Linked DNA regions of Homo sapiens: region 2 is linked to region 1. A link is a loop called in an ENCODE intact Hi-C map of the cell type or tissue named here. Cell type or tissue: MCF 10A. All regions are shown on one strand.

Region 1 (8,000 bases):
GAATTAGAAAATCTTTGAGTACACCTATGACCTGGAAGCCCCCACTTCAAGTTTTCCCACCTTCCTGGACTGAACCAGTGTACACCTTACATGTATTGGTTGATATCTGCTTGTAATTTCTGTCCCCTTAAAATGTACAGGATCAAGCTGTAACCCAACCACCTTGGATACATCATGTTCTCAGAACATCTTGAAACTGTGCCTCAGGCCTTGATTACTGATATTTGGCCCAGAATAAACCTCTTTACATCTTTTACAGAGTTTGACTCTTTTTATCAACATCACCCAGTACACCACTCTGATTTCTCATTATTCTATTATATCTGACTGCATGTACCAATATGGAGTCTCATTTTTGTGAGAACCTGATGCCTTTACTTTTGTCCACTCTGTCTCCAGGTCTCCTTCTAGACATTGGCCACTTAAAGTCACTTAGATGTAAAGAGATTTAAGGTAAGATAGTTATTGATGTATACTCAAGTCTCTGCTGCGCCATTCAGCATTGAGGCTGTAATTGATACCCATCATCTTCCTTCTCTACTTCTTATTCTAGATCTCCCTTATCCTCAGCCAGCAGTTGGCTGGTCTGTGTCACTTGCCTGGTTAGTTCTAAGTTCTTAGTTTTCTTTCTGAGCTGTGGTTGCTGCTAGTGTTCATTGACTATTGTCAATGGATCTGAAATGAGTGTGGCAGTTCCAAATACTGTCATCCCTGCCTACATTAAATAGCAGAAAACATCACTCCTCGTGACAATCCAAATCGATTGGGTCCTTATTACATAAATTCCTTTCTTTGCTGGCTGATGCATTGTTTTAAGAGCCAAAAGAGCAGGTGGTAGATATAGTTTCAAGTTTATGATAAACCTTACTGTGGCCTCTGGAAGAAGTGTTTACTTTTCTGGGAACCAGAAACTCTTAACTTGGCAAAGCCTAAGATTGCAGTGACAAGCTTTACAAATTATGTAATTGGGGCCAAGAGGAGGAATGGTGAGAGGTGAGGATCTTATTTCCTTCCTTTAGTTCCCAGATGAATATATATATTTCCAGACAGAGCATTATATATTAACCTTTCCTCTGAAAAAAAAAGGGAAGGAAGAGGAGTACATTGTACATTATTTAATTTCCAATTGCATATGTTTTGTGGCTGCTTACTTTTTTTTTTTTTTTTTTGCATTGAAAATCTGAATCAGTTCAGCTTGGTTTTGGTTTTGGGGTTTTGGGTTTTTTGTTTCTTTGTTTCTTTGTTTTGCCTGATGACTGAAAAAGAAGGAACATAAGATAATATAGGTTGTGTGTGTGCACACGTGCACACGCACATTTATCTATCTTTCTATCTATTCAAATGCCAAGTCAAAGACTGTGAGAGTCTCTAAATGTTGGGTATCCAGTTCCTCCTACTCTCATAATTCCAACTTAAAACATCCTGTGCTTCTGGTTTAGTTTCTTTTCCTATCCACACCCCCATAGCACTTTGTTGTGATATCATAGTCTAAACTTACAACTTGTCCCTGTTATTTAAGGAATTCCCCACACACATCTGTGCATTTAGCTTAAAACAAGCTGTGGGGATTTTTGTTGGTGCGTGCTGTGTGGGTTTCCCAAATGGAGTCTTTATTTTCAACACCTACAGCTTGCTCAGTCCATTCTGATGCTGGGATGGTTTCCTTCTGTGAGTAAATGTCAGTGAAGTGCTCCAGGCAAAGCTATTGCCCTCATGAAGCTTATGAATCTGGTTTGTTCCCGGAATAGACCCCTTATGCCTACATGCAAGTAAACATTCAGATCAGGTATATTAGCTAATCCAGCTTTAGGAGATTAAAAGAATTGACTCTTGCTGCTGAAGGCTAAAGGACAAGTTTTGCCTCACATTATAATGCTTCACCCAAACCAATTATATACACATTTTTTGTGTGTGTATGTACAGGCATATAGTAGGTACAAAAAAATGTGTGTATATAATCTTATTCTACAAAAGTTCATGGGATCTACTATGAACCAGGAACTATGCTAGGAGTAAGCAGAAAAATACATAAATGTAAATGAGACATACAAACTTGTGAGGGTGATAGGACATACCCAATAAACATGATAACCAAAGACACAGTAAGGTAAATAAGAACCAGTGAAGAGTTACGGGTTTCTAATACCATAGCAGATGTAAAATCCTTTTAAACTCTGAAGCACTCTAACATGTAAGTTGGAGATGATCAGGCTATCCTTGGGTAACAAGTGGGTCAATATTTGGCTTTGGGGCCATTATCTCTTTCATTCTATGTTCTTTTTTATTCTGTGTACCTGGGGAGGTAAGGTTTGCTTTCAGGAGTCATCAGAATCTATTTCACTGCCAGTGTTTCATCATACGCTTTTTGGAGAGTCAATTTCCTTCTGAGGAGAGTAGTTTCACCAGCTAGCATACTGAACGTCAAAGCGTGGTACCTTCCTGTATTCGTACATCCCAGTATTATCTTTCTTCTTTGAAATTACACAAAAACATACATATAATTATATATATAATAAAATAAATATAATTAAGCACATATAATAATACATTTTTCTCAAGAGAACTCTTTCATGGAAACATAGTAAGAAAAGCAAATTACCTTAGTTGAATCGGAGGAAGTGCCAGAGCCTGCCTTACTCAGCCCTCTTTCTGCTACCCTCACTTCTCTGGGTAAACTCTGTGAAGCCATAATCTCGTAACCTGGTTTAAAACAACTCTATTATATAGCTTTTAAAACACTTCAAATTTTGGCATTCGTGAATCTGAGACTGATAATGCCCGTGTGACCCTATGTCTTTAGCTGCTCAAGCTTACAATCGATGGTAGAATCAATCTTGTGGCAGAGTTCCCAGCCTCCTAGGCTCCTCTTCGCGTAATGCTCTACCTACTCCCCTAATTCTCCAGTTTTGGCAACTGAAACCCTGCATATGGCCTGCTTCAGATCTCTGGTGTGGAAATGTATGAGATATCAAGTACTTTTAGCCCCTGAGTTTTCCCTGGACTTGGTTGAGCCTTCACCTCTGGCTCCCTGGTCGTGGATACTACGCTGAATTAGAAAATCCTGCCGGTTTTTCCCTAGTGACCCAGTCTCAACAACTAACTTGCATGACCAGTACATGAGCTGGGACTTCTCTAGCTCTCTGGCAGAAAGTATTTACACTAAAATCTTTGACAAAGTGTACTTCTCCTAAGAGTGCGGTTTTTTTTTTTTTTTTAACCATAACACGGAAGAAAACCTTAGGTTAATTTCTGACCTGCACAGCCTCAAACTAAAGCATGCCAGAATTGCAGGAGGATACGAAGAAAACAGAAAATTGCAGTACCTGAAATCTAACAGCTACCACCTTTACTGAGCTGAATGTACTAGAATTACCAGGGAACAGCTAGAAAGAAAAAATAATAATAATTCAGGAAAGGAAAAATGTGTGTTTTTGACCCTATTTCTTTTTGATGCAGGCTGTGTGTGGAAAAGAGCTTGAAAAGAATTTTATCTTGCTCCACCTCGTGGTGGATGCCTGCAACATAATAATTCTTATGCAGTTTCTTCCAAAACAAAAACAAAAACAGAAACAAAGACAAACAAAAAAAAAATCACTGTGGATCTCTTTGCATGTCTTAAATAAAAATTTTCTGAAATTGAAAATTGAATTGCAATTCTTTTGCAACTGTATACTTATAGCATAAGAATGGAGACATCTCAGGCATTCAGTACAGCAGAAAACTATATTAGAAATTATAGTTTAAAAATAATTTTTAAGACATTCTTGCAGTGAATATCAACAATTTTTTGGTACATGAGGAGCTTCTGCCCCTGTAGGAATAAGTATGTCTGAAACATGAAAGAAAGAAAGAAAGAGAAGATAAAAGGAAGGAAGGAAAGAAAAGAACAGAAGGAAGGAAGGAAGGAAGGAAGGAAGGAAGGAAATTAATTTTTAGAAATAACCAGGGGCTGATTTATGTGCAATATGATTTTTTTCAGAGTTCATAAAGGGGAATGTGTGCTCCCCTACTCTCTAATTCCTGACATTTTTAAATGGTTAATACGGGTCTTTTATTTAAATGATGTTCTTTTTTATTGGCACATGTGGGTCAATTTTCTCCTTTTCTGTTTTACTCAAACCAAAAGCTGCACTCTCGGCAATTTGTCCCTTACAGAAGAGGCTGTTTCTTGTTACAACAGTACCGTGCTGTGCTTCAGCCATCCATAACACGCCCACTGTATGTAGTCTCATAGGAGGCATTGCAGGTCCAGTGTCTAGCCAGAAATGAGAAGCAGAGATTGTTATTTTTTTTTTGAGGTGTGACTCACCCACAACCTTCTCAATTCCAACTAGTTTTGTTTTGTTTTCCTGTAACCTAGTTTTAAATATATTTCCAAATCAGAGGCTGCCCTCAAAATGTAACCCTTCACCAACAGAAGCTTGTCTGGGAAGATTCTGCAGAAACTCCTCTCAGATTTGAAAAAATAATGGATTGGAAAATCATGTTTTGGCCAGGGTTCAGCAAAGAAAGTTAGGAACTGGCTACCAACATCACAAGAAACAATACTATATATAAAGGTATTGGTGTATTGAGATAGCTTATATTATTATTCTAGGTAAGGTCATCTAGGGGAATCATATGCCTGCATTTCGGTTCTCTTTTGAGGTACTTACCCTGGGCAATAGGAAGTATGAGAGGGGTTACAGAGATCCTCTTCCTTGGGCAGGAACACGTTTACAGCCATGATAGACACTCACTGTGAGGAACATCAGGTGGTGTGCGTGTGTGTGTGTAGGAGAGGTTGATACTTGAAATAAACCTCCTGAACCATGCTAAGAAGTCCAAAGTATGATAACAAGTGTGGATTTATCCAGATGACATTGGAGTAACACTACAGTGTTTTAAGCAGGGAAATTACATGATCACATTTATATTTTATAACTATAGTAAAGCTTCCATGTGTAGAATAAACTGGAGGAAAGCATACTGAAAGGATGAAGACCATCTAGAAACATATTCAAAAGTCTAGGCAAATGATGGTGATATGCCTAGCCTAGTAGGATTATGGATATTGAAATTGACTGTATTCTAGAGATATTGAGGATAGAGAAACAACAAGACTTGGAAATAGCTTGGGTATCTCCATGATGATAAACAATAATTTGGAAAATACGGTCTTGTTTTAAGTCTTACTGTGAACACATGCAGCTATTTGCCTGTGGATTTGTGTTTTTCTGACTGTAGGAGCATATTGGGTCTACACTCAAGGAAAACTAGAAGTGCAATAGTTATTGCCCCAGAAACAACCCTCAACAAATAACATAAAGGAAGATGACAGATCAATATTTCACTTTCCTCTCACTCGATAATATACCCATAAACTCTGTCCCACTAGAGTTCTAGGGTTCCCCAGAAAGATTTAGCTCCAGTTACCAATAGTGGTACATGACTTCATAATGCCCCCTGCGCTAGAATTCTTCCATTTCCTATTTTACTTCTCCACTTCCTCCCTACTCCCCTACCAGCATTTCTTGGGAAAACTTGAATATTTGTCTTACTGTCTGTTTTGGATAAAAACAAATGATGAAAACTTTCACTACAAAGGGATGATATTGGGGTGGAAATGAAGAATTCACATTTGAGAAAGATGAGATCAAGATACTCTATTCAGGTTGTTGTAGTTTAGCCCTTAGGGTCTTTCTGGTGTCATGTTAGAAGACTGCTTCCAGAAGCCTAGTTTCTGAAGCTTTGAGCTAAGGATTGGCCATCTTTTGCTAATAGTCTTCTTAGATGTCTGATTTGTTCTTCCATGAGTGGTGAATTTGTTTTTGATTATGTCCCCTCTGTTGAATGAAATTTAATTGTATTATACAAATTGCATTAAAGAGTATTTCTGGTATCACGTTTAGCTTCTTACTTCATTTAGCTAGGGTAAAATATGGTACTATAACCTGAACTGTGTTCCTCAAAATTCATAAATGAAAGCCTTGACTGCCAATGTGACTGTATTTGGAGACAGGTCCTTTACAGAGGTAATTAAGATTGAGTGAGGTCACAAGGGTGGGGCCCTAATCTGATAGAACTGGTGTCCTTAGAAAAAGAGGAAGAGACACCAGGGCTGTCTCTTTTTCTTAGTTCTGACAAAGGGAAAAGGCCTCGTGAGAACACAGCAAGAAGTCTGCTAGCCACAAGCTAGGAAGAGTTCCCTTACCAGGAACAGAATCAGCTGGAGTCTTGACTGGGATGTCCACCCTTCAGAACAGTGAGAAAATAAAGTTCATATTAAGCCACCCAGTCTGTGGTGTTTTGTTATGGTACCTTGAGCTAATACATATGGGCACATTAATGTTTAAATGAACGTCTTTACTTTATTTCCAAACTTCAGTATTTTCCTTCCTACATTTTAATTTTCTTTTTTCATAATGTTCTTTCATAAGAGAATGAATTTTGGACCCAGATCATCTGTTACGTTGGTCAAATTCCTTAACTTTATTTGAATCAATTTTCTCAAATGTCTGAAGATGATGATACTAATATTTGCTTCCCCGTCGGATGGCTGTCTTCAAAATAAGCACTTTAATTATAATAAAGGCTGGAAATAAAAATATTTCTTTTATTATTGCTGTATGTTTTCAATATTCTTCAATATCTTACATGAATTTTTTTAAAAAATTAAGTTGAAACTTTCTATTCCTGTCTTATTTTTCAGACATAGCTTTTTCCTGTCTTCCGTTCCACTCCTTCTCTAGAATTTCTTCTTGCCACACACTTCTTTCCCCTGGGTAGACAGAGCCTCACAAGCTCATCCTTATTTTTCCTCACAAAGCCTTGTCAAACAGACCATCCATTGAGATTCCTACTGGATCAATTGACAATTGATTCAATTTGGTCACTAGGCAACATATTTTAGGAAAAGAATGTTGTGAATGCTGTTTTTGCATTTATTTTCCAGGATTAAAACCTTCTTCAAATAATCTGCTTTGTTCCAGGATCCATGAAAGCTTGAAATAGCACCCACACCGTCTGCACTTGCTTGCCCTTTATGCCATAAATTCCTTCTAAACATAGACATCCATGTCAAGTTGGCATTGATATAGGATGCAGATTTATGTGTTTAGAAGTAAGTCAAGAAAGAAAGAACATTTGGAAAGACTATCAAGAAAGATGGGTTGTCAGAAAAAATAAAGAAAAAAGAAAAAAGATAGGAAAACTAATGAATGCTAAAACACACTACAACAGCTTATCAGTGTGAGTTAGCTCTTCATGTTCTCGTAGTCCGTTCTAGAATTGGGACCTTCTTTTCAGGCTCTTTTTCAACAATGGCCACTGGAGGGCATTGCCAGCCAGCAGTGAGGGAGGTTTATAGCAAGTCCTTAACAGGGAAAGTTAAGGTATAAAGGTCAGATGTGGCAATAGCGTCAGACAACAATAGGGCAAACATGAAAAACTACAACTACGTGTCTCAGAGCAAGATTTTGCTGGCACTTAGACTGAGGTCTAAGAAAGAGTTGTTGAAATATGGTGGGTGTTTGCCCTAGGTTTTATTTTCCCTTCTCACTGTTAACATTGATGTTGTCATTTATTTACAGCTTTATGGTTGCATGGGCCTCATATCATTTGATCAGTATGTTCTCTAACAGTTTGGTCTAAATTGAGTTTCTGAAAATTTGAACCTGTCAATGAAGATGGCTGATCTCCATGAAAAGATGGCATAAGCAGGTCTCTTCAAAATGGGAAAAGGTCCTCTAGGAAAGCAAAATGTTACTTTAACATTTGAACATACCTGCAAATTTCTTATTAAGTTGATTTATAGTGTGACACATCAATAAGGTACTTGAGGCTTGATTCACTAGACTGATATGCCACTCAATCGGGCAGTCATTTAGCTTATTCACCACCTCTACTCGGGGGGCCAGTGATGCTTCCTCTGATCACGTTGAAACGGCGCCCATGTGAAAGCCCAGCACCATGTTACATTTCCATTCTACCTTCTCTTCTTATGCCTTGGAATATTCAAA
Region 2 (8,000 bases), 160 kb before region 1:
AAGACCATCTGGCCAACATGGTGAAACCCCATCTCTACTAAAAATACAAAAATTAGCTGGGTGTGGTGACGCACGCCTGTACTCCCAGCTCCTTGGGAGGCTGAGGCAGGAGAATCACTTGAACCCGGGAGGCGGAGGTTGCAGTGAGCCGAGATCGCGCCACTGCACTCCAGCCTGGCGACAGAGCTAGACTGTCTCAAAAGAAAAAAAAAAAAAAAAATTTAGCCGGGCGTGGTGGCAGTCACCTGTAATCCCAGCTACTCGGGAGGCTGAGGCAGGAGAATTGCTTGAATCCGGGAGGCGGAGGTTGCAGTGAGCCGAAGATCACAGCGCCACTGCACTCCAGAGTGGGCAACAGAGCGAGACTCTGACTCAAAAAAAAAAAAAAAAAGAAAAGAAAAAGAAAGAGCAGTGGGCCTGGCTGCTGCCCCATCTAGGAGGTGAGCCAGTGATCAGCAACAACGTATGTGAGTTGCAGTACTACCTAGAGGCCTAGACAGACCCTCTGAATAAAGTTCTCTATGGGCAGCCCTAACTTGGAACCATAAAGAGTAAGGAATTCTAGGAAACATCATTCCAGTTTAACTATTTTTGCACAGTTAGGAAACAGAAGTGACTTTTATCTTAGAGAAAGGGAAGATAATGAAAACATAAAGTGAAGGAGGGAAACAGGAACCTGCCCTGGAGAGAGCCCAGTCTGACCGGGAGATAATATGTGAATACATCATCATTGAATGCAAGGAGGCACTATTTTTTGGGGACCTTAAATGCTCTGTTAAGAAATTCATACTTAATCCTATAAGACATGGAGACACAATGAATATTCTCGAGTAAGGGAGGGGCATTATCAGATCTGTATTTTAGATCTGGCTTAGAGAGGGAATAAGTGGGGCAATTAATGAGGATTCTATTATAATAATCAAGGTGGAAAATTTGCATTCCCAGAACTTTCTTCTGTTCTCACTAAAGGAGGTGACCCAGAGTCATCATAAGATGTTCTGGACCATTCTGGGAATTAAAAATGCTAGTGTACATTACAAGCCAAAGTGATTTCACCTATGGCTGCTATTGTCAACTCCGATGCCCTTATGGTATGCCTAGATAACTCTTCTTAAAAACTCCCTGATAAGTTTGCTTCTAGTAGGTGAAGAACAAGGAGAAGTGTATACACAATTAGAACATCGGCTTAAATGAAATTGGCTTATGCAATCATGTCAGTATCATTTTGAGAGGAGAGATCCTATAAAAACAAATACTTATTACGTAGTAAATTAAGACTTTGGGGCTTTACTGAGTGGTAACAACAGTATTCTCTTATGTGTATCCAAGTGCCCAACAAGTTACAGACCACTTACATGTTCATTATCTCATTTGATTTGATAACAGCTCTGCAAGGTCAGTTTTATCTGAATTATTACAAGTGAAAAAACTGAAGCTCAGAGGTTGTGATGACCATCAAGTGGCCACTTAGCCCCGATGATTCAAGAGCTCATTGGTGTTCTATATATTCAAAGGGCACCATTCTATTGCTCAACTTTCCATTTCGCTCTATGCACCACTGCCTGATAATCTTGGGACATATCTTTGTTCATGCTGTGTCCTTGTTCTAAATCCATTCATCGCTGGGCCCTGTTGCTCACACCTGCGATCTTAGCACTTTGGGGAACTGAGGTGGGAGGGTCCCTTGAGCCTGGAAGTTTGAGGTTACAGTGAGTCTGGACTGTGCCACCGTACTCTAGCCTGAGCAACAGAGCAAGAACCTGTCTGTAACAATAATAATAATAATTAAAAAAAATCCACCCATAGTTCTTGGACATTCTCACTTTAAAGATCTCTTTCCACCCAAAGAACAGGCTTTTTGTAACCCAGGTGTTACAATTTCAGCTGTTCTGTTTCCTCACTTTCCTGAAGTATTTTTACTGCCTTTCCTCAAAGCACAGGACACCAAACACAGGGTAAAGAGGAAAGGGTTCTTTACAAAAGCATACCTGAGTGGATACCTTAACACCCTCAGGAAATCTACACATCTTTGAATTAGGGCATTCCATAAGTCTTCCCTGTCAGCACTTCCCGGCACATACTCCTGAATGTTTAAAAACCAACCATATCTCTTGGCTTCCTACTTGTCAAGACACAGCTGAACTTACTCACTTGTCTTGACTTATGTAAAACACACACTTACAGTCAGTGCTGTATCACCTAAGACTTCAACAGCCAGCAGCAAGTGAATTAAGAAACCGTAATATATCCTCCATTCAATGCACCCTTGCAGGGTTTTGCACCCCTAAAGAGATCCCTAGGGCACATGAAATCGGGTGACTACCCCAGCTTCTTGCTGTGGGGAATCTAGGGTTTTTGTAGTTAATGATATTGAGACATGGACTTAGGGGAACAGGAGGAGGCATATAGAAATCAAGCTTTCGCAGCAGCCATTAAATGGAATACGTGTAATCGTTCTCAAAGAATACTAGATTGCTGGGGCCAAAGAGGCTAAACCTCTGGCTTTGCAGAAAGGCCTCAGAGGAATATGTTGTGTTTATAAAGTCAGCCAAACCTACCTGTAACTGGCTTTCTAGTTCTGGCATAGTGCACTTTCTGGTATCATGCTGCTTCTCTTGTCTTGGTTCTCACACATGAGTTTTGGCCTAATTGCTCTAGTTTGAGAGAGTCAAAGGCAAGTCTTCTAGTAATGAGGGGAAAAAAGGATAATAGCTAACAAGTTGAAGTGCTTACTGTGTGCCAGGTGCTTTACAAAATTACCTCATATAATCATCTTTCTTTTTTTTTTTTTTTTTTTGAGATGGAGCCTTGCTCTGTCGCCCAGGCTGGAGTGCAGTGGCACCATCTCGGCTCACTGCAAGCTTCGCCTCCTGGGTTCACGCCATTCTCCTGCCTCAGCCTCCCGAGTAGCTGGGACTACAGGTGCCCGCCACCACGCCCTGCTAATTTTTTGTATTTTTAGTAGAGACGGGGTTTCACCGTGTTAGCCAGGATGTTCTCGATCTCCTGACCTCGTGATCTGCCCGCCTCGGCCTCCCAAAGTGCTGGGATAATCATCTTGTCTAATTCCATGTGAGGTGCTTTACTGACCCTGTCCACCAATAAGGAAATTGAGAGTCAATGTGGTTAAGTAGCTTGTACAGCTGTGGAGAAGGACCTGAACCCAGGTCTATATGGCTGTAAAGCTCATGATGAAACCCCGTGCTTTGCCTCCCTGTGCTGAGGCGTGCCGTGCATCCCATGGCCCCTATCCAGTTTGCTTGCACGTACAGCTGAACATCTTATAACAGGCGTTTAGTTAGTACTCTGATGTGTCTGACAGTTCCCTAGAAGCTCAGCTTGGACTGAGCCAGCCCATTTGCGTTTCTGGCCTCTTCTTGCTTCCTTTTCTCCTTTTTCAATTTCCTTTTTCGGCTCAGGCAGCATGGGAGATGCCTTAATCAATTGATGATAGTTCCTTCTGTTTTAATGACATTCTCATTTCCTCAGTATGTTTTTCTCACTTTGAGGGTTGGAGAGGGGAGTAAGGGAACAAATACTTTCAAAAACCCCTAGTCTCCTAGTTTTGAAAGTAAGTTCCATGACGTTATGGAAATGCTGCTTTGAAATACTGGAACTGCTGTATTGAATGCCCATAGGTGTCTGTGAAAGAGGGAACCGTAGGCCCAACATGGCTCGAAAGACTTCATCCAGGATAAGTAGGTTGACATGACAAGGGATTTGGGTCCAGCTCAACATAAAGAGACATTTATTACAATTAGGGCCATATGAAAACTACATTAGTAATGAGTTCACCATCACTAGAGATATTAAAAGAGGGCCTAGACATCTAGTTGGCAAGGATGTCACAGGGAGATTTGAATATTGGAAAAAGGAGTTTGAATCAAAATGACATTTAAAGGCCTTTCCGGCCTTGAGATTCTGTCTTGAATTCACTTAGAAACTTTATATTGGGAATAAAGGTTTCCCCTTGTTATAATTAACACCAACTAGTGATGTCTCCTCCTCCCTCCCCCCTGTGCTTCCCCTGTCTGAACAACTACTCGATTTAAGAAGGGGACTTAGGATGAGGAAGGATGTGGTTCCTTCCCACTTGGCAGCACTCCGTGTCAGAATGGAAGACTTGTGTCTGGGCCTGGCACGGTTCCGTCAGGCCCTCTTACCAGCCCAGTCGTGTCTGTGACCAGAGCACGTGGGAGGTGCACATCCGTGTAGAAAAACCTCCCACTGGCTGCCAGCTCTGGATTTTTGAAATAATTCCTAATGAATGCAGTCTTGCCCAGGCCAAACCTCTTACAGGAATGATGACACACCCTGAAACAAGTCCGAGTCAGGCCAGACAAGCATCCCCTGAAAAATACTCCCTTTGCGGTTGGCAGCATATGAGAAAGTATCTTTGAGAGCCGTTTCTTCTTGCCGTTTCAAAGGAAAGCTGCTTGCAGGCCAGGAGGTCAGGAGTGAAAAACTCCTTTTTTTTTTTCTTCTATTTTTTCTTTTCTTTTAATTGGCTTACTACTCATCTGAAAGCTCTGCTAGTCAAATATGATAATCCTTTGATTTAATGTCAGGATTGAGACAGTTCTCTGGTTCTTGAAGGAAAGAGTGTTGCAATGCTAGGAAGTCTCCAGCAGCTGATTAACAGCTTTGATTTGAAAGAATAAAAAGAAAGATACAAAAACTGGCAGTGGGTCCTACCGATCGGTGCTGCAACTAAGAATGGACAGTATTTAAATAAGATGATCTTTCCCCTCAGGATTTACAGAGACTTCCATAATCTCCAGCCCACTTCATTTTTTTTTTTTAATGTAATGTTACAGCTCGGTATGCTTTGCTCAAATCTATCATGTTTGGATATTTCAAACTAGGAAGTTTCATTCCTTGTAGAAAAGCTTCAGAAACTCACCAGATATTTTAAGTCAGGTCAGTCCAGCTCTTCCCAGGAAATAAAGATGTTAAGAACTTCATAGCTGTAGGGACTCCTTAGAGATCCGATCCAGTGCTGCCTATAGGACCTTGGGCCGAGATTTCCCATGTACACCATAAATCTTCACAAAGTCGTGGGAAAAGAACAGCAACTTCAGCTCCTTTTGCAGCCTGATCATTGCTTCTGGGCCCGAGTAGCTGTCTTCTTTTGATATAGGACCATTGCCTGTTCAGACATGACTCTTTTTCCTGGATACAAATGGTATGTTATTTTTAGGGGGCAGTTATATTTCTTAATAGTTTTCAGAGTTGGTAGACAGGCCTGAACTGGGAATCAAAAGCCATCTTCTCACATTTCCACTAGTGAGTTATTGACCTCATGAAAGTCACCTCTCCTCCCTGGGCCTTTACTTCCCAAATAGTGTTCCAAATAACATTAGTGACTTCTGAGGTCCTGTCTAATTTTCTAGATGTCATCCGGATAAGAAGATAAAGTGTAAGAGAATTAAAAAAAAAAAAAAAAAAAAAGAAAACCAGCAAAGTGAAGTGTGGGGCTTAGGAAAATGAGAGTCCTCTGTTTAAAATATGTCTCAGAGAGCCTTGGTAGCAACAAAGGTCCCAAATATAGGAATCTTAGTCTGTACTGTGTATTGCAGGGTATATGGATTTCCTGTATTTGCCTAAGTTCTATTTGCTAAGAGCTGACTAGAAACATGAATAGTAGTCCTGAGGAAGCTTAAAGATGCTATCACATTCAGTTTACTCATTTGACATATCAACCCTGCGGCCTTTGTTCTGGAGGTACACTGAAACTTGAACTCAAGTCTCCTGCCTGCTTGTGCAATGTGCTTTCAAGTACACTGCCTATTCAGTTTATTTAGCAGTGATGAACGCTTACAGAAACCATCAAGCTATGTTTTGAAAGTTAGTTGATTCAAAACAATAGAGTTTAGTGGTCAGCCAAACAGAAGCAAGGAGATTTGCTAGTTTTGCATATGTGTGTGACTTAGTTTCCCTATTATCCACGTGTTAAACATAAGTTCTTTGTACAGCTCTATTCCTGGCCAACAATTAGTGCTATTTTTTTTCTCTCGGGTTTTAGAAGATCTACCTCCTCCAAACAACAGCAATTAACTACGACTTATAACTCACTCTCAGCTCCCCACCAGGGCCACTTACATTCACATTTCTGATCACAATATTTCTTAAGGTAAATCTTCAGTTCTCTGAGAATGCTGAACAATGAGTGTCTTCTAGCTCAAGTTACAGTTTGTAATGACCAATTTTGTAATTGTGGAACAGCCACAAACACGGTGGCATAAGATTCATGTATCCTGGCTTAATAGCTCAGATTATTTCCAAAAACCCACTGACGTTGGATCAATCATGCTACCTTTGTCCTTTTGTTTTTCTGTCTATTAAGTGCTGTGTTTGGCCCAGTCTTCCTCAGGTCTCCTATGGTCAAGGATCGTGTTTTAACTGTTTTGATAGGTTGTCTTTCTCAGGTGTATTCCATGCTACACTGCTATCATATAGCAAAGATCCTGAGAAATTATACTTTCATGAACAATTCAGGGCTGTGATTTTGAACATGAATTATTTTTCACTGTGCATAATGATGTTCCCAGAACCTATTGAAATACGTAAGACTCTAACGTGAAATGGCCCCAGACCCCCATATTACCAGTTTTTGCTTGTTGGGTTTCTTTTCTTGTTGGGTGTTAGTAGCTCAACTTTCACACCTGCCATCAACATGCCTCCTTATAAAAGCCATTTGTCCTTCATGCAAGTTTGTGACTTCTTCTCTGCCTAGGCATAAGGACTCAGATAACCAAGTTGTTATCTGAAGATCTGTACTATAAATAAAGTTGATTCTTTTTTTAATTTTTTTTTAAGTTGATGCATCTTAGTTACCGTTTGCAGCTCTGGTTTGTCTAGCTGTTGGCTACTGGTATTTACTTGATAATTGACACTGTCTAGTAATTGAGTTACCAGCTGTTGAGGTATGACTGCATGCCTCTGATTCTGTGGGTCTCACTTTTCTCTTCTTTGGATGTTTTCACTGGCCAATAGATTCGTTTTGTATTTTTACTGTGATCTTCTGGGTAGATGCTAGGGACCCTAATGATTTTTAAGTAATCCTGAAGAAAATTACCGTAAGCCTAAAGGTGGTTGAAAATGACAGTTTTTTGCAAATAATCAAAATGCCATCCATAGGGACATGGTTAAATACACTATCATAAGCTAGACAATGTAATCATATTTAGCCATTAAAAATGATGTATAATAGATCATAATGCTACATAAGTGTGAATTAGGGTGACAACCATGGTCTATGCTTTGCCTAATAAAGTATAATTTAAAAAACAAACAGACAAAAAGAAATGTAATTACATAAGCTAATCTGGAAAAAATGTGAAAGACACATTACTAAATAAAATAAGCATCTTTTATATACACATATGATTCAATTTTTGTAAAAAGAAAAACAGTTATATGTGAAAAAATGAAAGAGTCTGAGTCTAGTAGTTATATATGGTTATATTAAGAGAGAGACTGGATGAATGCCAAAGGGAGAGGAGAAGGGGCCACAGTGTTTACACTTCCTACCTAATATAGATATTTTTTTTAACTTTTAGACATTTACTTATTTAAAAAATTAACTTGGAACCTCTTACTAAGTGAGACTCGTAGCCTATCTCAAAGAGCGATAATGTGATATTTAAAGATTTTGCTGATTTGGACAGAAACAGAAACAAGAAGTGATAGAGAATTTATTAGATGCTTTACTTTAGATACATTTTCTCTTCTTTTTTTTTATTATTAATAATGTTGGCAGGGAGGCAGTGAACTTGCCCATTAGAGTTTGGCAACCTGCTTGAGTTTCCTAGGCATCCCATGAGTCCTCTCTGTTTCTTGCCACACAGCATTGACTCAGATCTATTCCTTTACATGCAGGCAGCTGTACGAAAACCTATGCACTCTTATAGCCTCATCTGGTTTCCTTTGTCAAGATATTACATTATGAAACATTTTGGGAAATTAGCAGCTTTTGACAGTAAATACGAATGATTTGT

The links. A loop is a pair of places that touch in the nucleus more often than their neighbours do. Peaks named below come from ENCODE experiments on the same cell type or tissue, not always from the same donor. Only the 100,000 strongest peaks of a DNase experiment are listed, where the experiment ranks them.
Region 2: a loop joins it to region 1, with 5 times the contacts of the local background. A loop is called at or near these places in 3 of 110 quality-filtered maps.

The regions. Positions count from the first base shown.
Region 1 is chr3:190,693,896-190,701,895 of GRCh38, forward strand. LINC02013 (long intergenic non-protein coding RNA 2013) reads right to left here and starts at 5,419. Exons shown (of 2, transcript NR_183762.1): 1 at 4,656-5,419; 2 at 4,050-4,255. In MCF 10A, CTCF peaks have their summits at 3,519 (motif pointing left) and 7,302 (motif pointing right); DNase peaks (open chromatin) are centred at 4,246 and 7,336.
Region 2 is chr3:190,529,484-190,537,483 of GRCh38, forward strand. The region is part of intron 1 of IL1RAP (interleukin 1 receptor accessory protein); the gene reads left to right. Among named protein-coding and RNA genes, the nearest start is that of IL1RAP, 19 kb to the left of the region's middle. In MCF 10A, no CTCF peak of the experiment used is centred here; DNase peaks (open chromatin) are centred at 4,288, 5,138, 5,718 and 7,848.